Regions from separate parts of the Homo sapiens genome. Here region 2 is linked to region 1. A link is a loop called in an ENCODE intact Hi-C map of the cell type or tissue named here. Cell type or tissue: dorsolateral prefrontal cortex. All regions are shown on one strand. Links, peaks and the distances in the headings refer to the core of each region. The heading gives the core; the rest is flanking DNA.

What was found. Hi-C counts contacts between places; a loop is a spot of excess contacts. Peaks named below come from ENCODE experiments on the same cell type or tissue, not always from the same donor. Only the 100,000 strongest peaks of a DNase experiment are listed, where the experiment ranks them.
Region 2: a loop joins it to region 1, with 5 times the contacts of the local background. A loop is called at or near these places in 31 of 110 quality-filtered maps.

Annotation. Positions count from the first base shown.
Region 1 is chr1:160,370,509-160,381,518 of GRCh38, forward strand. It overlaps NHLH1 (nescient helix-loop-helix 1), which reads left to right. Exons shown (of 2, transcript NM_005598.4): 2 at 49-2,338. The coding sequence starts at 224. The coding sequence ends at 625. LOC105371466 (a long non-coding RNA gene) reads right to left here. Exons shown (of 4, transcript XR_007066686.1): 4 at 6,907-7,552. Among named protein-coding and RNA genes, the nearest start is that of NHLH1, 8.9 kb to the left of the region's middle. RefSeq lists an enhancer at 5,654-5,703. In dorsolateral prefrontal cortex, for the core only: CTCF peaks have their summits at 6,199 (motif pointing left) and 6,400; DNase peaks (open chromatin) are centred at 1,503, 5,063, 5,433 and 6,183; H3K4me3 peaks cover 1,361 bases; H3K27ac peaks cover 2,417 bases.
Region 2 is chr1:160,080,422-160,091,431 of GRCh38, forward strand. KCNJ9 (potassium inwardly rectifying channel subfamily J member 9) reads left to right here and starts at 1,117. Exons shown (of 3, transcript NM_004983.3): 1 at 1,117-1,276; 2 at 3,496-4,459; 3 at 7,065-10,142. The coding sequence starts at 3,610. The coding sequence ends at 7,396. IGSF8 (immunoglobulin superfamily member 8) reads right to left here. Exons shown (of 7, transcript NM_052868.6): 7 at 10,922-11,010. RefSeq lists an enhancer at 4,177-4,707. In dorsolateral prefrontal cortex, for the core only: CTCF peaks have their summits at 3,849 (motif pointing left), 4,056, 5,382 (motif pointing right) and 5,584; DNase peaks (open chromatin) are centred at 3,850, 4,201, 5,400, 5,865 and 1 weaker place; H3K4me3 peaks cover 5,280 bases; H3K27ac peaks cover 8,000 bases.

The sequences.
Region 1 (11,010 bases), core at 1,284-9,283:
CATTCCCTCCTCCCTCCGCTGCTATCACTTCTCTCTTCTCTTTTTCAGGCTTCAGACTGGCACCCTGACCATGGAACCCTGAAGTGGCAGTGACTTCTAGAGCTCAGTGGCAGACCCCACGACCCTTCCTCCCCCTTCCTCCCCCTCCCACCACCAGCTTTCAAGCTCCCAGAGGGAGGGGTGGGGAGGGGATCCTGATCTCACAGGGCAGGGGGCTTCCATCATGATGCTCAACTCAGACACCATGGAGCTGGACCTGCCGCCCACCCACTCAGAGACTGAGTCGGGCTTCAGTGACTGTGGGGGCGGGGCGGGCCCTGATGGTGCCGGGCCTGGGGGTCCGGGAGGGGGCCAGGCCCGAGGCCCAGAGCCGGGAGAGCCTGGCCGGAAAGACCTGCAGCATCTGAGCCGCGAGGAGCGCCGGCGCCGGCGCCGCGCCACAGCCAAGTACCGCACGGCCCACGCCACGCGAGAACGCATCCGCGTGGAAGCCTTCAACCTGGCCTTCGCCGAGCTGCGCAAGCTGCTGCCTACGCTGCCCCCCGACAAGAAGCTCTCCAAGATTGAGATTCTGCGCCTGGCCATCTGCTATATCTCCTACCTGAACCACGTGCTGGACGTCTGAACTCAGCCTGTCTCCCACCTCCCGGGCCTCTCTGGGGCCCCTTTCCACCGCTCACTGCTTAGAAAGGCCGCATCCTCCCCGAGCCCTTATACCTTGGCATGGAGTCCCAAAGGCCCTGGGCACAGGCAGAGAGCCCACCGGCTGGTCATGAGGGCCTCTTCCTTTCTCTGACCCAGGCACCTCGAGGGCTATTCTCCTGGGTTCCTTCCGGGGTTTATTGCTGAGGCCCAGCTGTGCAGAATTGTTTGCTAGTGTGGTTGGTATGGAATCCTTGCTGGCTTTACTAAGCCAGCCACACTTGGAGTCTGCCCCCAAGCTCTCTCACTGAATGCTGCCTCTTCTACCCCTATGTCCAAATTTTCAGCCACCACAGACCTCAGCTGTGTATCCTATCTGTTCTAGCTTCTCCTGCCCCTGGTGGGGATGGGCTGTCAGAATTGCAAGGGAGGAAGGCTGGGGTTAGAGTGGGGAGTGGGCTTCTTCCTCCAAGATCTCAGTCTCTCAGTGCTTGGCAGAGGGGTGAGGCCCTGGGGAGGCAGGGGTTGGTGCCCTGACTCCTGTGAGGGGAATCTCAGTAGCTGGGAATTATGGAAAAACTCTTCCTGTTTCTGTCCATCTTGTTCCTGTGGCTTAGCACATACAGACCTCAGATCTTACTTGGTAGTGAGTGCCTTGCCCTCTTTGAGCTATTTGGCTACTTCCCTGTCCCTCTGACTCCTACTGTCCCAATTTTCTCCCTCCCTGTGTGTCACTAGAGAAAAAAAAAAACAAAAACCTAGATTCCGGATTAGGGGATGACATCCCAAACAGCCCGGAGTATTTGCAGAAGGCTCAGGCAACGAGTGGGCCACATCTCACTTCTGCTTCCTCATCTCAGCCCACTCTGAAAATGTGCAGCACCCTCACTGGTTCCTCCCCCCAACGCAAGGAGGATGCCCAATTGTTGCCCTCTGAAAATGCACAGTTCTCCTGGCCCTAGGACTTACTTATTACATTTTTTTCTCTTTCCTTGAGCTGCCTTTGGCAAGGGAAGAGACCCCCAACTCTGCGCCCCTACTCCATGCTGCTGATCCCCACCTGCGCACTATAGCTCAGGGTCAGCAGTGGAATGAAGGGCCTTAGAACCTGCATAGAAGAAATGAACTCACTGCATTTCTGTGCTCCCTCCTCCCTCGCACCAAACTCCTAGCTCTACAAGTATATTTATTTATTTATTTATTTATTCATCTATTTATTTACTTATTTATTTATTTATAAATATTGCTATTTATTGCCGAGTTGTGCACTTTGGGGTAGAGTGAGGGGCTCCCAGCAGCTCTAGCTGGGTCTCTCTTGCTTCCTCCCTGCTTACGCCTTTCCTTTTCTTGCTCCTTCTTCAACTCCTGGTGTGTGTGAGCATGCCCTTTGCTTGCCACACCATATCCTTTCCCCAGATCCACCTGTCCTGACACTCTAGTCCTCCAGGATAGTGCTCCTCCCCCAGCTCCAGGGCTCCTGGATGTCCTTCCTCAACTCCCTCCACCCCTAGACAATCCTACCTGGTCCCATCTGCCTCTTTTCTCTCCCCAGCCTGCCCTGTGACCCTTGCCTCTTCCTGATACTCCCAAGAGCAGGCCCCAGGGGTCTGTGTCACATATCTCTGTGTGATTCCTTCTGGTTGCATCCCCAATTTCATACAAAAAGAAAAATAAAAGTGACCTCGTTCTAGCACCAGGTATGGTTGTGGCTCATTCAATTGGGTTAGGAAGCTGGCCTGCAGGTTATGGTAGGGTGGGCATTGAGGGTCCTAGGCTTCGTAGGCTCTTCTGATGGGGTCAGGAGAGCTCAGTTTGGGGAACAAATGAAGACAGAGAAAAGGGGCCACAGGGAAAAGAGGTGCAGGGGAGAGTATAACATACAGGTCCAAGATCTCCTCACCAAAATCTGGGTGCCAGATACTCCCTTCTTGGCACTAATTTAGTGACACTATCTGACTTCTCTGATGTTGTGCTTCCGCTCCTGCTCTCTATGGCCTGAGAAGGAGGTGAATATTTCGGTGGAACCCAAGTTAAACATGTGTCTGTGGGTCCATGCTGCTGGGAAAAGCTATGGTATGAAACTGAGACATTGCCTTCCCCTTTATTGTCTCTAGGCTGGGTCAAAATTCCCTGCAATCTCAGTTCTTGGCCTATTTTGTGTTCCCCAGCCTTAGGATACTGGGGAAAACAGATGGCAGGCCTGGGACTCAGAGAAGAATATGGACAGGGATAAAAAAAAAAAAAGAGTGCTGAAGGGACCCTCAAATGAATTTATAGATGGGGACACTAAAGCTCAGAGAAGGGTAGGGTCTTACCCAAGGCCACACAGCTAACTGGGGGCACAACTAAGGCCCAAATCCAGGTTCTTTCTACCATATGCTGCCAACTCCCCTCTGCCTCCCTAAAATGACCCAGGCTGACAGTTAGCCCTCTTTTGGACCCCATATTTTCATAGGTGCATTGATAAACTAGAGAGGATTTAGGGTTGTGTGGCGAAGAAACCAAAAGGTCTGGAGACCACTTTATAGAAGAAATAGTTGAAAAACTGAGGATATGTGTCTTGATAAGAGTAGACTTGGGGGTAATATGACACCCATCTTTAAATATTGAAAGAAGAATCAAAAATGGATATTCTGTGGGGCCCCAGTAGGCCGAACAAAACCCGTGAGTAGAAGTTAGAAGAAAGCAGATTTTAATTTGAAGAAAAATTTTGCAACACCTGGAGCTGTCCAGCAATGGCACTGACTGCCTCAAGAGGAGAACTCCAAATAGAGAAGCTGGAGAGTCAACCACACGCAGAGAAATCATAGAGCACATTGCTGCCTCAGATGGAACACTGGCTAGGTTCATTAGAAGATCCTCTCCAAACTTAAGGTCATACGAGAAGGCTGAAGGCAAACAGCAGGAGGGAAATGCAGAGACAACTTTCAGTCCCTGAAATATTTTCTTTTTTCTTTTTATCTTTTTGAGACAGAGTCTTGCTCTATTGCCCAGGCTGGAGTGCAGTGGCGGGATCTTGGCCCACTGCAACATCCACCTCCCCATTCAAGCCATTCTCGTGGTTCAGCCTCCTGAGTAGCTGGGACTACAGGCGCCCGCTGTCATGCCCGGCTAATTTTTGTGTTTTTAGTAGAGATGGGTTTTCGCCATGTTGGTCAGACTGGTCTCTAACTCCTGGCCTGAAGTGATCCTGCTGCCTTGGCCTCCTAAAATACTGGGATTACAGGCATGAATCACCATGCCCAGCTATGGGTTTTCATCTTTGATGAACAAAGAATGACATAAGCAGCATGAAGGGCTTGAGTTAGACCTAGGGAGGAGCTTCCATACAGGAGGACTTGACATCTTCCCCTTCCCATGTGAGTTAAATGACATGTGCTCTGCCCAGAGCCTGGCAAAAGGGAAGGCTGAACTGAGATCAGGGAGAACTTCAGGACTCCAAAGGGCCAGAGTTGGACGGGAACACAGAAATCACTGAATCCAACAACTTTATTTCAAAGGCAGGTAAACTACTGTCCAGACAGGTGACGTGACTCACCCATGATGATGGCCTGGGATTAGAAGCCAAGTCTTCCATTCCTGGCCCTGAGAGCTTTGTGCTTCTCTGTGCTCAGCAGCCACAGTCCTCTGGGCTCCCTGCCTCCCTCTCTTGTCTCTTTGCCTGGGCTGGAGAGCAGAAGGGCTTAGGGGGCCCCTCCCCTCAGGGATCCCTGAGGGCCTGGAGGTGGTGAGAGGGGGAAGCTGCAGCTGTTCTACTGCTAGCTCCGAATTTCTTCAGATAATCAATTGGCCTCGCTGCCGCTGTCGCTCTTGTTGCTCTTCTCACTCTGGGAAGGACAGGAGAAGGAGGTGGAGAGTGGGAAGAGGAGGGAGCAGGGGACCAGGCACTGGGGGAGGAGGGAGAGGGCAGGGAGATGGAAGTCCCTGGGCTGAGGGGAAAGTGAAAGCTTTGGGGCTAGCAGATAGGGAGGATGGGGAAAAGGGATTGTTAGAAGAGGATCTGCTCTGCATCCCTCATTCCACATCCCTCTAAACCCAACTCGTGGGTGGTGGGGTGGGGGAGGGGCAGTTAGGAGGACCCCAGAATGGGACTCTTGCACTTCACCCCTGCTTCCTTACTCCCCTTGCCAAGTATCCCATGCATGGCCATAGCTCCCCCAGCTGTCCATGCCCTCTTCCAGTCCTAGTGACCACAGGTGCCTGACCCTCCAGTCCTGTCTTCATCAACGCCCTGTCCTGTAACTCAGCAAACCCATCACCAGTGACAGAGCAGAAGTCAAGGCCCCAGGGGCTGGGTGGGGGTTGCCTAAAATCTCTCTCTCTCTCTCTCTCTCTCTCTCTCTCACACACACACACACACACACGCGCACACACACACACTGTCATAGGCTGCCAGGCATATGGCCTCTTTGTGCCCACACAATGGAGGCCCTGTCTGTGCCCTTTCCCAAGTCTGGGCACAGTGTGGAGGGTGCTCCGCTTCCTCATTCCACCCACCTCCCTTCCCTCTCCACCCCCAGTGCAGGCCCTGTCTTCTTTGCCTTTGCTTCTTCCTCTTTCTGGAAAGCCCTTTCTACCACCCAGTTCCTTTATCTTTCTGCTTTCTTCTTGTGTTCTTTCCTGAGCTTTTGACCTCTCATTGGATGAGGATTATGGGCAGAAGAAAGAGGCTCACAGTGCTGGGATGTCAGCGCAGGGAGGAGAAGGGAGCAAGCAGAGATGAGCCTGAAAGGCTGAGAGGGAGTGGAAGAAGGGAGGCAGTGGTGGCAGTGCAGCAACACTGTGCTAGAGGGGAGAAAGCCCACACCCGGCAGCCAGAGGTCCCGTGTCCCTGCTCTGTCTCCACCTTTCCCCTTTGTGCCACAGTGAGCAAACCGCATGCCCTCCCTGAGCAACAGCTTTTTCATATGGAAAGCAGGAAAGACAACAAGACCCACCGGGGTGTGATGAGGATTAAATGAGATCATCGTGAAAGTGTTCAACACCGGAAACGCTCATCAGATGCTATCTCAGGGGCAGTAAGTAGCAGGGTCAACTGTACTGTCATACAGTTTGTGCACTTTACAAAGCACCAGGCTAAGGGCAGTGCAGGGGCCTGACACCCAACCCCACTTCTACTAGACCAGCTGTGCACCAGGATGCAAGCATCCCCTGAGAGGTGGCCCTGGAACTGAGCCCCTCATGTGGGTTCCTGAGCATTGGTCAGGAGTCCAGATGAAAACTCCGAAGTCCTGACCACCTTGGGAACCAAGACAGAATGGAAAGGGACAAGAGGCTAAGGGGAATGTCTCTCCCTGAGGGGGAAATTCCTGAGCTTAGTCTTCTCTGAGCAAATAGACAATCCATGAGATCTACTAAACTAAGGATGGAGAAACTGCAGCTGAGGAGAAGAAGGGGGCTGAAGAAGCAGAAAAAAAAGAGGGAGACATGGATCGAGGGTGTGATCAGAGCAATGTGTTGGTCTGAGGACCCTTTTCTGGTTCCCTCGTCCTCCATTCCCTCCCTTCAGCAAGTTGAAGGCTGATTTGATTATTGCTTGTTGAACACTGTCCCCTGCTGGCTACTAGCAGAAACATTTTCCCTCTTCCCTATCCCTAGCTAGGAGCTGCTGAGAGCCTGAAAAAGAGAAGAAATGACCTGACTGGGGACAAAGGACGAAGGAATTGCAATTCTGCAATCTGGAATTCTCTACTTGTCAGAGATTTCTGGAAGGTGAAGGAGGCTTGAAGGCTGACTAGGGGTAAACAGAGTTTAGAATTCATAGGTGGTTCATTTACATATATTATGGCCTATAATTTTCAGATTGATTTTTTTCTGGTCTGTGTCTGTTTCATGTATTGTGTGTCTGTGTTATGTGTGTGTTCTGTATCTGGGCGTGCTTACCTGATTCTGTGGTTTTTGAACACGTGTATATCTGTGTACTTTTTTGTGTGTGTGCTCTTTTTAATATAGGAGTCTGAGTGACAGCTGGCAGGTATGGAGCAAGGAGAGGGAGCTGTCGAATTTCCTCTTTCCTAGAAGCCCGTTCTCCCCTTGAAGTTTTACCTTTGTCTCCCAGCTCCATGAGCTATAACCTATGGCTATTTATAGGTTACAGGTTTTGTTCTGGCTCCTGCCCCTCTTTGGACATCCCAAGCTCAGAGCCTTGATTCGCTCTAACCTGGGACTCTTGGGCCTCCCAAGCAGGGTCTCCAGTGTGGTTCCCAAGTGAGAATCTCTACTGTCTATGTCCCTTTTATCCTTTCTAGCATTAAACTCCAGCCTCCTTCTTTTATAAGCTTGTAGCTACCTCTTTCATTGGTTGATTTCAATTTATTCAGTGCAGCATGCCTTTATGGAATAGCCAATGTATACCGGGCACTGTTCTGGATTCTGAAATACAGGATCAGGCCCTCCCCACCACCTACTTGGGAGGGAGTATGGGAGACAGGCATGTAAACATATCAGTTTCCCAACAGTGAGAGGCATCTGCAAGGAAGCGAGTGATTACCTGAGAGAGGGTGTTGGTGAGGAAGGCAGCCGGTAAACTCTGAGCTGGGTTTTGAAGACCATGAGATACGTACAGTGAATTCTGTGGTGTGCTCCACTCACTTCTCCAGCTGTGGAAGTGTTGACTCACAGCTGAGTCCCTCTCCAGGAATTGCCTTTGGAGGAAGAAAGCCGCCTTGCCTGAGGTGTTGCTCTTTCCCTAGGGCAATGACTGGTTGATGTGGGGTTACAAAGTTATCCCAGCTTGAGAGCCCCCATGGGATGGACAGAAGCCTCTGTTGCCATTGCATTGCTTTTCAGTTTCTCTCTCGGCTTATTGCAGCTTCCCTCACACCTCACAGGTGTTCTCAAGAACTCTCCTGCTGGCACTCTCCTGTATACGATCTCAGAGTTCAGGAATCCACTTCCCAGGGAACCCCACCTACAAAGGAAAGGCACTGTAGGTATGAAGGCATGGAACCCTGAGAAGCTCTGGTGAGCAAGAGCACACTATTAGCAGTGTGGTATTGTTGGGACATTAAGTGCAAGGGGCTGGTGGGACAGGAAAGTGACGGAATGGTCTGGAGAGGTAAGCAGGGGCCAGGTCAGGAGAAGCATAATAGGGAGTGTGTGCTTGGCCACACAGTGATGGGAAACCAATGAACATTCTCTAGTGGGGTAGATAAACACTATCATCAGATGTACACTTTAGAAATATCACTTTCAGAACATTTCTTTCTTTCTTTCTTTCTTTCTTTCTTTTTTTTTTTTTTAAGAGAGAGTCTTGCTCTGTCACCCAGGCTGGAGTGCAGTGGTGCAATCTCGGTTCACTGTAACCTCTGCCTCTGGGTTCAAGTCATTCTCCTGCCTCAGCCTCCTAAGTAGCTGGGATTATAGGTGTGCACCAACACACCCGGCTAATTTTTTATTTATTTATTTTTTGAGATGGAGTCTTGCTCTGTCGCCAGGCTGAAGTACAGTGGGGTGATCTTGGCTCACTGCAATCACCGTCTCCTGGGTTCAAGCAATTCCCCTGCCTCAGCCTCTCAAGTAGCTGGGAGCACAGGCGGGCACCACCACGCCCGACTAATTTTTTGTACTTTAGTAGAGACGGGGTTTCACCCTGTTGGGCCAGGCTGGTCTCGATCTCCTGACCTCAAATGATCTGCCTGCCTCGGCCTCCCAAAGTGCTGGGATTAGAGGTGAGAGCCACCACGCCTGGCCACTTTTAGGACATTTCTGATCATAGCTGCGTAAAGGTAAGCTCTGTGCAGGGAACAGTTTTAGGAGGCTATCGCAAAGTCAGCTGCAAGAAGCTGAGGGTCTGTATTTAGGTAGCGGCAGTAGGAATGGGGAAGGGAGGACAGATTTAGGAAGCTATTTAAATGGTAGATTCAACAGGATGTCGTGATTCATTAAATGTGGCAGGCTAGAGGAGAACTCCCAGGTTTCTGGCCTGGGAGCCTGGGTGTACAGTGGTGCTACTTTCCAAAGTAGCACACGTAGGAAGAGGAACGTTGTGGAGAATTGTGGTGGAGATGGTGGCAGTAAGGTGGTGTAATAAGGACAAACTGAATGAAAGCCCCCCAGGAGCCTTCCCGTGGAGCTGCCCAGAAGGAAGTTGGCTTTCTGGGTTTGTAGCTGAAAAGTTGTACCTCTTTACTAGGATATCTCCCAGGAATGTCCAACGCCACATGTTGCAAACTGGCCACCTTATCTTCTCCCCTCTTCAACCCTCCTCCTCTCCTGGTATCCCCACGGCAAAACATGGTATCATCAACATTCAGTTGCCGTGACTATTGCTACATGTTTTTCCCTCTAGTCTCACCTCCAATCCATCATCAGTAGCTATTCATTTTACCTCCTAAACATGACTTCTGTTTTTCTACCAGTTCTACCAATGCTTTTCTTCACCTGGACTATTGCGGTGGCCTAGCTAGTCTCCCTGCCTTTCGGCTTCCTCCCCGTAGGTCCACCCTTCAGGCTGCCCTCAGACTTAGCTACCCAAAATGCAAACTGAACCAGGACACTTCTACACTATCCTTTTAATGATTCCCCATTATTTCCCCAGGATAAAACCCAAGTTCTTCAACATGGTATGAAAGTCCCTTCACAGTGCAGCTCCTGCCAGTTTGTCCAGCCCCATCGGCCATTCTGTCCTTTGTACTTTTTGCTCTAACAATTCGAAGGCACTCAAAGCTCTCTGGCACAGTCCATGTTACTCCTGACTGCCGTTCCTTTGCTCCCGTTGTTCCTCCTCCTGTACTTCACCTATACGAGTCCTATTCATCCTTCAAGACAATGCAGATGTCCTTGCCTTCAGAAAAGTACCCCAACTTGGTGTGTCTCTCCTATAGCCCCAGCTTGGCTCCTGGTGTGCTCCCTGGTCTTTCTATGCATATCTCTATCATTGCACTCACCACATTGAACTTTACTGAAATCATCTATCTGCTAGCACATGGATTTCAGTGTGACCTGGGGTGAGTTACTTCAAATCTCTGAACATGTTTTCTTTTTTTTGTTTGTTTGTTTCTTTGTTTGTTGTTTTGAGACAGAGTCTCCCTCTGTCACTCAGGCTGGAGTGCAGTGGCCCAATCTCAGCTTACTGCAACCTCTGCCTCCCAGGTTCAAGCAATTCTCGTGCCTCAGCCTCCCGAGTAGCTGGGATTACAGGCGTGCGACATCACGCCTGGCTAATTTTCATATTTTTAGTAGAGGTGGGGTTTCACTATGTTGGCCAGGCTGGTCTCAAATGCCTGACCTCAAGTAATTCACCCACCTTGGCCTCCCAAAGTGCTGGGATTACAGGCATGAGCCACCACACCCGGCCCTATCTTCACTTTTTAGACTTCTGCATAGGACATATGTATATAATTCATTGAGCTTTCCTCCTGCTGATGGCTTCAATCTTTCATTATTAACAATGCTGCAGTGCACATGATCTCATGCATATATTTGTGCATTTATATGAGCATTTTTTTTTTTTTTTTTTGAGACAGAGTCTCACTCTGTAACCCAGGCTGGAGTGCAGTGGCACAATCTCGGCTCAGTGCAACCTCTGCTTCCTGGGTTCAAGCCATTCTCCTGCCTCAGTCTTCCGAGTAGCTGGGATTACAGGCGCGTGCCACAACACCCAGCTAATTTTTGTATTTTTAGTAGAGGCGTTGGTTTCACCATGTTGGCTAGGCTGGTCTCGAACTCCTGACCTCAAGTGATCTGCTGGCCTCAGCCTCCCAAAGTGCTGGGTTTACAGGTGTGAGCCACCGCGCCCGGCCTATATGAGCATTTTGTGAAGGTAGATTTCTAGAAATAAAACTGCTGGATTAAAGAGAATGTACATTTTACATTTTGATAGATACTTCCAGTTCCCCTCCAGTAAGGCTTTATCAATCCACGCTATTTCCAACCACATGTAGGAGTCTACATTTCTCCTACCCTTTATAACAATGGATATCATCATTTTTTTTTTTGCCAGTATGATGGGCAAAAGGAAATATCAAATTTTTCTTTAATTAGAATTTTTCCTATTATTTGAAGTTGATGATAATTTCATGTACTTATTAGATATTTGTTTTTCTTCTGTGAATTTCCTGTTCATATCCTGGGCCTATTTAAAATTTATTTTAATTCTTTTTAAAATTAAAGCTATATATATATATTTAAATGCAATTTATTTTAGGTAAAATAAAAATGTGTTTATTCCCCCTTTTTTTTCAGAGATGGTATCTCACTCTGTTGTCCAGGCTGGAGTGCAGTGGTCCTATCCTAGCTCACTGCAGCCTCAAACTCCTGGGCTCAAGTGATCTTCCTGCTACAGCCTCCTGAGTAACCTCAGTGTTTTATTGGTTTTTTTTTTTTTTTTTTTTTTTTTTTTGTGGCACACTAGATAATTGGTTCATG
Region 2 (11,010 bases), core at 1,271-9,270, 290 kb before region 1:
CAAAGCATGAGGTGATACAGATGTGGGAGTTTGGCTCCTGTCTCTGCCCAACTCTGTGACATTCGATAAATTACTTAACATGTCTCTGTTTCAGTTTCCTCATCTATAACTGGGAAAAATAACACCTGTCTTATAGAGTTGCCATGGGGATGACATGAGGCATGTGTCTCGTTCATATCCCATGCTCAGTGAATTAGTAGCAGCAGCCACTGTGTGTTTGTGTGTCTTTATCCCTCCTGGGTTAATGAGCTCCTTGTGGGCAGGGACTCACCCATTCTGTAACCACCCCATCTAACACACTGCCTGGCACTTGGGCTCCGCAGAAGTTTGCCGAGTGAATACTTAGTAAGCCCTAACCTAGGCTTTTCTCTCTGGTGGACATTTGGGTTGTTTCTAGGGTTTTTGCTATGAATAAAACACATTTCAAAGCCCTTTGTGGTTTTTTTGGTTTTTGTTTGTTTGTTTTTTCTTCGTTTGATCTGCTGACTCTGTGAAGCAGGCAGAAAGGGGATATTTGCTCTTGTCCACACCCTGGTACAGATGGAATAACTGTGGCTCAGGGAAGTGAAGTGACTCCTATGGGACACAGTGCAAATCAGTGGCAATAATTAGAACCCCTGACCCTGCCTCCCTTCCTTTAGTAGATCTATTTTCCTTCTAGCTACCGCCTTCTGGATCCATGGCCTCTCCAAAACTAGACCATGATGGTCAGCCTGACCTGAGAGCAGCACCTGCACGCAGAGACCCATGTTGAAGGTGGTGAGCTGCCAGCTACCAGATGGCCCTCTGAAACCCCAGGGAACCTAGCACCTTATTCTCAAATACATGAGGGCTTGTATTTTCCCCCAGGAAGGAGCTTCTTAGGAAAGAGCCAGCGTGCCAGCTTTGTTTTTCTTTCTTCTTCTTTTTTTTTTTTTCCTATGAGGGGGTGAGGAGCCAAGCTCTGAGTTGTCCAGGAGGAGGGACTTTGGCTAAAAATAGCTATGGCGTGTGGTTTGGATCAACCCCTAGTGGTACCCAGGACTGGGGAGGGGAGGGGGATGCTCTGGAGCTGTCGCCAGACTGGTTGCCGTGGAAACAAGAGAGGAGCAGGGGAGCCTGGGAAGTAGGGATGACACAGATAGCAAGTCCTAGTCAGAGCTGCCGCTACATTTAGGAGAAACAGCGGTGTCTGCGGCTCCCACCCTTCGGGGGGCCCGTGGGGGGGGCGGTGTCAGGGGCATGGACGCCACCCCCCAGGGGTCTCTGCTGCCGGCTACTCTCCTCTCCACGTGCTGTGAGTTGAGTTGCGGGGGACTTGGGGTTTGGGCCCCTATTTCCAAGGCAAGTGGGGGTTTGGGAGGAGCTGGTTCTTGGGGGAGTTTTCACCAGGTCTCTCCTTCCAAAAAATGAGCCCCCTTACTCCCCAGCTCTCTAGAGGGAGGAAGAGGGGCCCAGGAAAAGTGGTATTGCAATCTTCTGCAAAGGGGTCATAGCATGCACAAGAAATGAGGAGTAGGTTGGAGGAACTGAAATTCTTGGAGGGAAGATGGAGAAATCAAGTCCTTGATCTTGAGATAGAGGTAACAATTTCACACTTTTCCTTCCCCTGAGAAAAGTGCAGTCCCCCACTCAGGAAGACAGGATGTGGGACACATTCAAAATAAGGTTTACCTAGATCCCTGGGGCAATGGAGAGTGAGAGAGTTCTGGGGGTGATCCGACATCGGGGTTCCTTCCCCATCCCTGGGCAGAGAGATCTGTCTAGGCAAGCCGACTGGGGGTCAGATTACCTAAGACCCTGAGAGAACATCTGGAAGCCCACCTGGGACTAAAGCTAGGATAATGGGAGCAGGGTCGTTTTCTGCATGACCTGGGGTCTCTGAGCCAGTCAATGCTTACTCTTCCTGAGGACATCTGAGCTTCAGGGAAGGAAAAGGAAGCCCATTGTTGGGGGCAGGGGAAACCCTAATCTTCCATTGCCATGGGGCTCTTGGACCCTGTGTCCCCTGACTCCATGGACAATAAATGCAGGGGGTGCCCCTAAGCTCAAAGCCATTTCATTTTGATTTCTCTTCCTACCTTCTCTACCCCAAGACACACAAACACACACACACACACCCTCTCCAGAGTGCTGACTGCAGAGGACCTCACCCCAGAACATAAGATGCTGGAGTGCTAGGTTTAGAGTCACATACCCAGGCAGTTTCTCCCCAGGACCTGGTCAACCATCCAGGCCATCTGTGGTTCCTATGGCACACTCCTCCATCCCCCACCCACTAGCCAGCCCACGTTTCCGTGGAGTGGGAGGAGAGGATCATTCCCAGGAAAGAGAAGGGAAGGTGGAAGAGTCCCAAATCCTATTCTAAACCTTTCCCTGTATGGTCCATATCTCCTAGAGGACCCTGGGTGCTTTGGGGAAGGGCTCTGGACCTCTCTCAGAGCAGATTGCAGCTCAGAGAGCTCCTCAGAGGCAAGCATGTGAAGAAAAATCAGGTGGGCTTCGCTTGGAATGTGGGCTTTGGGGCATATGGCAGGTGGGGGCGGGGCTGGTGTTAGGATAGTCCATGGGAAGTAAGAGGCTGGGGGAAAATATAACTAGAGGGAGTGGGGAAATAAATGTGGGTGCTTAGTGCTTCACCTGATCTGATTCCATGTCTCTCATGAAGAATAGGATCCCAGAGGGATACGAGCCTAACTCTTTATAACTCTGGGCTTCCTTTCCCAGGCTTCTGTGTTGGGATCTTCCAGTTCCCCTCCCCATTTGCAGGCTGTCTCCACTAGGAGAAAAAACCCAAGGGAAATGAGGCTGGCCCAAGAGCAGCAGTGATCGTGGGTAGGTCTCAGGGAGGATTTCTAGTGGGAATTTCCTAATGTTCCACCCTTGTGCACTGGAGGGTTTCCACTGACTTTCCACAGCTTTCATTTCTTTCTCGTTTGTAAGCATGTTGAGGGGAGGGAATGGAGCGGAGTGAGTGAGGTCCAAGGAGGGAAGAATGAGAAAGACTGTGTATCAGTCTTGGGGTGAACTTCAAAACAGCCTGCGAGGAGAGCCATTGGTGGCTGCACTGGCTACAGCTGGGGAAGGGATGGTGGAAGTCCTTAGGGCAGGGAGGGCTCCATTACCCGCCTGCCCCCCTCCCCAAAAAGCCCCCAGTCTATTGATTTCAGGAAATCACTAGGGGGATCTGGGCCTGGGTCTTTGGCCCCGGGGCTGCCCCTGAGGTGCTGCACACCCCAGCTGGAGGTGATGGCACCAAAATATCTGGTACCTCCTTCCCCTGAAAATCATCGTGGAACTTGCACAGTTCTATCCAGTTCAGGTACATCATTCCATTTGACCCTCACAACTTTCTGAGCCTGGGGGGCAGTTAGGGCTGAATGTGTTATTCCCAGAAATAGAGGCCAGGCAACACGAAGGGACTCGCCCAGGGCCCCCCAGGGCTCGGTGCTGGCCCTGATGCCCCGTGCCTCCCCATCTCCCGAGGGGCCACTCATTCGGCAAACCTTTATTAAGCCCCTCCAGGACCCCCGACGCCGCCTAGGCGCCCAGCGACGCGCGGCAGGTGGCAGCAGCTCGGGCCCCCGCCGCACTCCAGGCGCCCGCAGCGCTCGCCCTGACGCGGCCGCCATGGCGCAGGAGAACGCGGCCTTCTCGCCCGGGCAGGAGGAGCCGCCGCGGCGCCGCGGCCGCCAGCGCTACGTGGAGAAGGATGGCCGGTGCAACGTGCAGCAGGGCAACGTGCGCGAGACATACCGCTACCTGACGGACCTGTTCACCACGCTGGTGGACCTGCAGTGGCGCCTCAGCCTGTTGTTCTTCGTCCTGGCCTACGCGCTCACCTGGCTCTTCTTCGGCGCCATCTGGTGGCTGATCGCCTACGGCCGCGGCGACCTGGAGCACCTGGAGGACACCGCGTGGACGCCGTGCGTCAACAACCTCAACGGCTTCGTGGCCGCCTTCCTCTTCTCCATCGAGACCGAGACCACCATCGGCTACGGGCACCGCGTCATCACCGACCAGTGCCCCGAGGGCATCGTGCTGCTGCTGCTGCAGGCCATCCTGGGCTCCATGGTGAACGCCTTCATGGTGGGCTGCATGTTCGTCAAGATCTCGCAGCCCAACAAGCGCGCAGCCACGCTCGTCTTCTCCTCGCACGCCGTGGTGTCGCTGCGCGACGGGCGCCTCTGCCTCATGTTCCGCGTGGGCGACTTGCGCTCCTCACACATAGTGGAGGCCTCCATCCGCGCCAAGCTCATCCGCTCGCGCCAGACGCTGGAGGGCGAGTTCATCCCGCTGCACCAGACCGACCTCAGCGTGGGCTTCGACACGGGAGACGACCGCCTCTTCCTCGTCTCGCCGCTGGTTATCAGCCACGAGATCGACGCCGCCAGCCCCTTCTGGGAGGCGTCGCGCCGTGCCCTCGAGAGGGACGACTTCGAGATCGTCGTTATCCTCGAGGGCATGGTGGAAGCCACGGGTGCGAGCAGGCCTGGGGAGGGGAGCGGGGTTGGCAGAGGGTGGGCGGGACCGAGGAAGGCAGGGGCGAGACTAGGGGCCAGGGGAGCTGGGGAGGATGGATGGAGGGGCTGGTGGAGGATGAGACAGTGAGGTGAGACAGGGGTCGGAGGCGGGAGTGGAACCGAGCAACGCCGCAGAAGGCCAAGAGAAAGCTTGGAGGAATTCTCCGAAATGGCACTGGCGTGGGGCCCTGGGCCCAGAGGAATGTGTCACTTGGAATAGGGACAGTAATAATAGCTAGTGCTCGCCCAGTATTCACCCTGTGTCATGCGCAGTTCCAAAGCACTTTCTACCTCTGAGTCGATTTAATCCTAACAAGAACCCTCTGAAGGTAACTTCTTGTTATTGTGCTCACTTTTTAGAGATGAGATTGCTCCAATGAGAAATTAAGGAAGTTGTCCACTTTCCTAAGCCAATAAGTGGCCATGCCTGGATTGGACACAGGCAATGTGGCTTCAATGTTTAGTGGTCCCGAGTTGGAAGGAGGGGTTAGGTTCAGGGGTTTTCTCACTGCAGTCAGGTTCAGGCCCCTGGAATTTGACGGTGAAGGTTTTCCATTGCCTGAGTTATTTCTAGGCCGGATCTTGAGGGGAGTTTAATACCTAGTCTCACTTGTACCTCGGTTTCCCAATTCATCCATTTCCACTGACAAGGGATATAGATGATGTTACCTTTTCTAGCTCTTTTCCAAAAGGAACTGGCAACTCATCTGTGATGTCAATAAGTCCAACCCAGACCTACACAGTGAAGGCTTTGGGAGCAGGTGAAAAAAGACCAGTGTTACAGGAGTCGCAAAGGAGGTCACTTAGGACTTGAGATCTAGAGGATAGATGAGGATGAGGAAACTGCGGGTGGAGGACCAAAGGCCCACTAGGGGGCGCCGCAGTCCCTCCTCTGACGCCAGAGCTGCTGATGCTCCCTGCCGGCTTCGCTGACAAGCTGGTGCCTTCAGATCCTTTCCCTGGCCCCTTTAGGCTGAGACTCCGCTTCACACCCCAACCCCAGCTCCGCATCACTGTTCCCATTCCTGCTTCACCCCGACTCTTTCCTCTTCCCCCACTCACCCCGTTCCCTTTCCTCTCTCTCCAGCTGTCACTCCTTTTCTGCCAGTATCTCAGGCAGGCCCCTCACCCTCCAGGGAAGTTGCTGCCCGGCCCTCTTTTCTCTTTGTACCCCCAGCCCTGCCCTCTCCTCCTCGAAGCCCTTCTCTCCCCAGTGTCCCTTATGCCTCTTTCTCTTCTCTCCCACTGGATACTTTCTATTCCAACTTCACCGAGGAATACCAATGTCTCAGCGCCAGGCTTTCCGAGTTGACAGCCACTCTCCGGTTAGCTAATGTTCACTCTTCTGTTTCCCCTTGTTCCGAGATGGATATGGGTTGGGGGCAAGACCCTGTGGCAGAAAGGAGAATGACCTGCCCTGAGGGGTGCACCAGCCCAACAGGAAGATAGGACACAAGCCCCGGGCAGGGAGGACCAGGACAGAGGAGATGAGGATAGGAATCTGTCTGTTTTTCTAGAGAGATAAAGCTGGAAAGGATGGTAATATTTTGGGTGAGACAGTCAGGATTCAAAACGCTTTTGAAAAGCAAGAATAATGAGCCAAAACCCAGCAAGATGACATTTAAAATGAATAAATATAAAATTCTACATTTAGGCTTTAAAAAAATCACTTATGTAAGCACAGCATGGAAGAGCACTGGTGAAAAAAGAACTGGGAGTTTTAGTTGGCTACAGTCTTGATGTCGTAGCAATGTGATGCAGCCTCCAAAATGATTATGTAATGTTATCCTGGGCCCTATTAGTGAAAGCATCATGGCCAGAAGAGAGAGATGGTGCGCGCTCTCTTATGCACGGAGCAGGCCACAGTTGGAAAATTTACTATACTCAAAATGCTTAAAGGGCCCTCCTTGGCCATTCTGGCTTGTAATCAAAAAAGTAGAGTTCTGGAAAACCAGGTCAAATGAGGAATCGTGGAGGAAGCCAGGGATGTTAAGTCAAGAGAGAAAACATGAGGGAATCTGAGACTCCTGTTTTCAGATACTCAGAGGACTGTGAAGTGGGAGGGGAATGAAGCCAAGAGTTGGAAATCCCAGGGTACAGGTTTTAGCTCTGTATAAAGAACAACCCAACTATTAGAGCTATCATACAAAGGAGTGGGCCCTTTATGAAGTGGTGAGCTATCAATCCTGGGAGGTAATCAAGTATAAGCTAGATGCCCATTGTTAGAAATGCTCCTTTGGGGAGCCCTGTATGGAGTGAGAAGTTGGACTAGAGGATCCCTAAGGTTAGTTTCAAGGTTAAGCTTTTTTTGGTTGGCATCACCAAATGACAGGAGGGGAAAAAAGAGCTGGACATTAAGAGGAGTTGGGGCAAATGGAGAAGACACGAGGGAGCTGGGTAAGAACAGGAGCTAGGGAGGGGGGGAAATGGACTGGACCAAAGGGAGGTGGGAGCCCTTAGGAAGGAATAGAAGGGAGGGTGCTGGGAGTAGGGTTGTGGAATGAGAAGAGGAGAGGGAAGCCTGGAGCTGAGATTCCCCCTGACCGGTGCCCCTCCTCCCAGGAATGACATGCCAAGCTCGGAGCTCCTACCTGGTAGACGAGGTGCTGTGGGGCCACCGCTTCACGTCAGTGCTGACTCTGGAGGACGGCTTCTACGAAGTGGACTATGCCAGCTTTCACGAGACTTTTGAGGTGCCCACACCTTCGTGCAGTGCTCGAGAGCTGGCAGAGGCTGCCGCCCGCCTTGATGCCCATCTCTACTGGTCCATCCCCAGCCGGCTGGATGAGAAGGTGGAGGAGGAGGGGGCGGGGGAGGGGGCGGGTGGGGAAGCTGGGGCTGACAAGGAGCAGAATGGCTGCCTGCCACCCCCAGAGAGTGAGTCCAAGGTGTGACCAGCTTCCTCCAGACCCCTGTGGCAGACCGGGGGCCAGACACAGATACATGGGGAACTGCATATCGGAGGTGGTGGAGGAGGAGGAGGAGGAGGAAGGCAAAGCCCCTGGAAATGTGCTAAAGTTGGAAAGTCCCCGTCCCCCAGAACCTCAAGTCTAGAAACCAGTATGGAAGGGAGGGGTCCTGATTTCAGGGAAATGGAGGGTGGGGCCGGGTGAAAATGCCAGTCTGTGTTTGACCTTCACATTTGTTCATGAGTGGATGGATGGACAGAATGATGGACTTTTGGGGGTTGGATGGGAAGATGGTAGCAGATAAAGACAGCTGACAGATACATAGATGGACCAGTAGACAACTGGTCCACTCAGGGCTGCCACTAACCTGTAGAACACCCCTGTGCAAATTTTAAAAAGGAACCCTTTTCCTCCAGACAGATACAGCCCCAAACCAGGGTGCATGGCTTGGGGAGCAGAGTATAGGATGGATTGCAGTCCCCAGTCACCTCTTCTGCCAGCCTCCCCACATATGGCACAACTGTCTAATGACACGGTAGGCCAAGCTGAAGTGAAGGAGAAAGGAGCCGGACCAAGATGGGCACATGAGGAGGGTGCCCTCCTAGCTCCACCCTCACCAGGATGAAGGCGTGCAAGGGGCTCAGCAAGGTGTGAATGACCTTAGTCCGCAAGTTCAGGGAAGCAGGCAGAGCGGGGAGGTGCCTGAGCTGGGGCCTGGAGAGGGGCCTGGGAAAGGAAAACCAGGGATAGCTATTTTCTTACAGTGGAGTGAGATCTTACAGGTATCAGGCACAGGCAGGAAGAGAGAGAGAGAGGTTCTGGGGAGGAAGGGCCAGGAGAGAGATCTAGAAAGTGGGTTCACTAGAGCTGGGAAACAGGGAGCCCCTAGGAAAGCAGTGTGTCCTTGGGGCACAGTCATTCACATCACTGATTGGGTGCCATGTGGAGTGGACATTCAAAAACCTGGTTCCTGTCCTCAAAATAAGGGGCACCTGGGAAAACAGAGGAATCTACCTGTGGTGACTGAACGAGGGATAATTCAAACTGACAACCTGTGCAGTCCCGTGGAGGGTAGGGGAGTGTGGGTGATCAGAAGGCTGGGGCCAGTGTAAGGCATAGGGAATATGTAAGTCAGGAGTTAGAAATCTCCAGTGTGCGTTGGAATCACCTGGAGGGCTTGGTAAAACACAGATTTTTGGGCTCCACTCCAAGGGTTTCTGACCCAAGAGGTGGGGACCAAAACCATGCATTCCTAAGAAGTCCCCAGGTCATGCTGCTGTTGCTGGACTGAGGACCACACTTTGAGAACCTGTGCTCTAAGTGAATACTTGGAAGTCGTTTCAGGACATGGGGCATAGAAACTGAGGAGTAGCTGAGAGGAAGATGAAGAGAAGCTGAGAAGAAGCTGAGGATCCTCACAGGAGCAGACAGAGAAATGTGAAGGGTGGGGTTTTATGTGTGGGAAAGGGACCCGAAGCCCAGGCTGAAGAGTTTAACTTTGGGCCCAGAAACTCAACCATCAATGGAAACAGGGCAGTGACAAGTGGAGGGGGTGTCTGGAAGCTGAGCAGGCCCGACAGAGAGATGAAGCCATCAGAAGGACTTGAGGGGGCTCCTGGGGAGGTCGGGGGGAGGTGGAGCAGGAAGAGTTTTAGGGGCAAAGGACAGAACCCCTTGTAGGACTGGAGGCAAGATTGAATGTGGGAGAAAATCGGAGAGAAGCGATAGGAGTTAGAACATCTGGATGTGTCTGCAGCCTGCTGTCAGCCCAATTGGGCCAGGGGGTCCCAAAGACGCATATTCTCACCCCACCTCCACCTGCTTCCTGATCACATCCCAGTCACCAGCGGCAGCTTCCTGGATAGTGAGGGAGAACAACTGCAAGTTGAGAGAGGCAGAGGGGTGGAAGGGACCTGAAGCTGGCCTGGAGAAAAGCATAGGCCCAGGAGAGCCTGCCCTGGGACAGCGCCTGTCTCCCACACAGCAGCACTGGCCCAGCAAGGACCTCCTCCCTTGGCCCTGGCCACATCCCACTCCTGCCCTTTCATAAGCCCCCTGGGGAAAGCACTCCAGTCTTCTCTGTTCCAGGCTGGGCAGATAGGGTCCTATGGGGCACAGCCAGGGTCCTATGGGCATAGCCAGGGCCCTATGGGTCCTCTGGAAGCAAGAAAGGGGGCCATGGAAGCAGCCCAGACAGCTGGGGTTCACTCAGAGAGGACCCAAGTCCCAGTCCCTTCCTTTCAGTCAAAACACGGATATCTTTGCCTCAGGTCACAGGGCCACTGGGGCCCTGTCATCAAAGATGAGATTCCTGAAGCCTGGCATTGACTGGTCCCCTAAGAACAGATGTTGGGATGGAGAATGGGGATTCATTTGGGTTTCAGTAAAACAGGGGGGTCTGGACAAGAGCGGGTGGGCTACTTGGTATCCACACACACGCACTCACACAGGAGCCAACCCATTGCAGCTGAACAAGCAGAGAAACTCAGTCTGGAAAGGCCCCTCCTGCCTGCTGAAGTCACTGAGACCCTGCCACACCTCTCCTCGCCACTGTCACCACTCAGGGCACCACTGTACAGTGCAACAAGTCAGGAGACCTAGGTCCTACTCCTGACACTTGCTAATTAGCTCTATGACTCTGGGCAAATCGCATATCTGGGCCTCAGTTTCCTCATCTGTAAAAATGACAGCAAACTCGTAATGCTCAATAAATGTTTAAATAACAACTGAAGGAGGCCTGCCAGATGCCTCTTAAGGTGCCGTGCAGGTAAGAATTTTAGGATCAGAGAATCCTTAGGCAAGAAAATTCATGAAACTCCTGGGGCACTGGAGGAGGGGTGAAGCTGAAGGGTGGGAGGGAGGAGACCCCAGGGTAGGTACAGGCAGGTGAAGCGGGTATATGCAGGTGTAGTGGGTATATGCGGGTAGAGGGTATATGCAGGTACAGCGAGTACATGTGGGTGCAATGGCTCTGTGGACACACAGGCCCTCCCCTGACTGCCTGTTGTCCCAGCCTGAGTATCAGTTGTGTTCTGAGGCTTCTATTCTGCTGCTATGGGTCAGAAGGAACAACAATTTCAGCCCCAGGGCCTAGTGGGAGGAGTCAGGTCCAAGACTAGCCTGACCAGGAGAATGAGACGTGGGAAGAGTTGGGGAAAGTCTGGGAAGCTCAGAAAAGGCACTGCCCCTGGAGGCCCATGCCCTTTAACATGGGAGAAGCTGGTGCGGGGGTGACCACAGGCAGCTGGAACCTACCCTCCTTTTCTATGCTTCCCTCCCCAAGTAGGAGTCCAATCAGGAGTTGTCTCAGCCCCGACAGTTCAGGCTGCAGATGGAACCCAGGTGTCCCCTCCTGGGGTGGGTGGCATGGCCCATGGAGGCCAGATGGTGTTTGTGGTGGGAAGAGAGGCCTGGGTCATCCAGAATAGGTTGTCAATCCCCAACCACCTCCCTACTATGCACCCTGAGCGTTTTACAGTCTCATGGTAGGGAAGACACAGCCAAGCCTGCTTTTTATAAAACAAGTTTATTCACATTTTAGAAAAACTAATTCCAGGACAGGAAATGGCCTCCCTATAGGATCCCTAAGAGATCAAGAA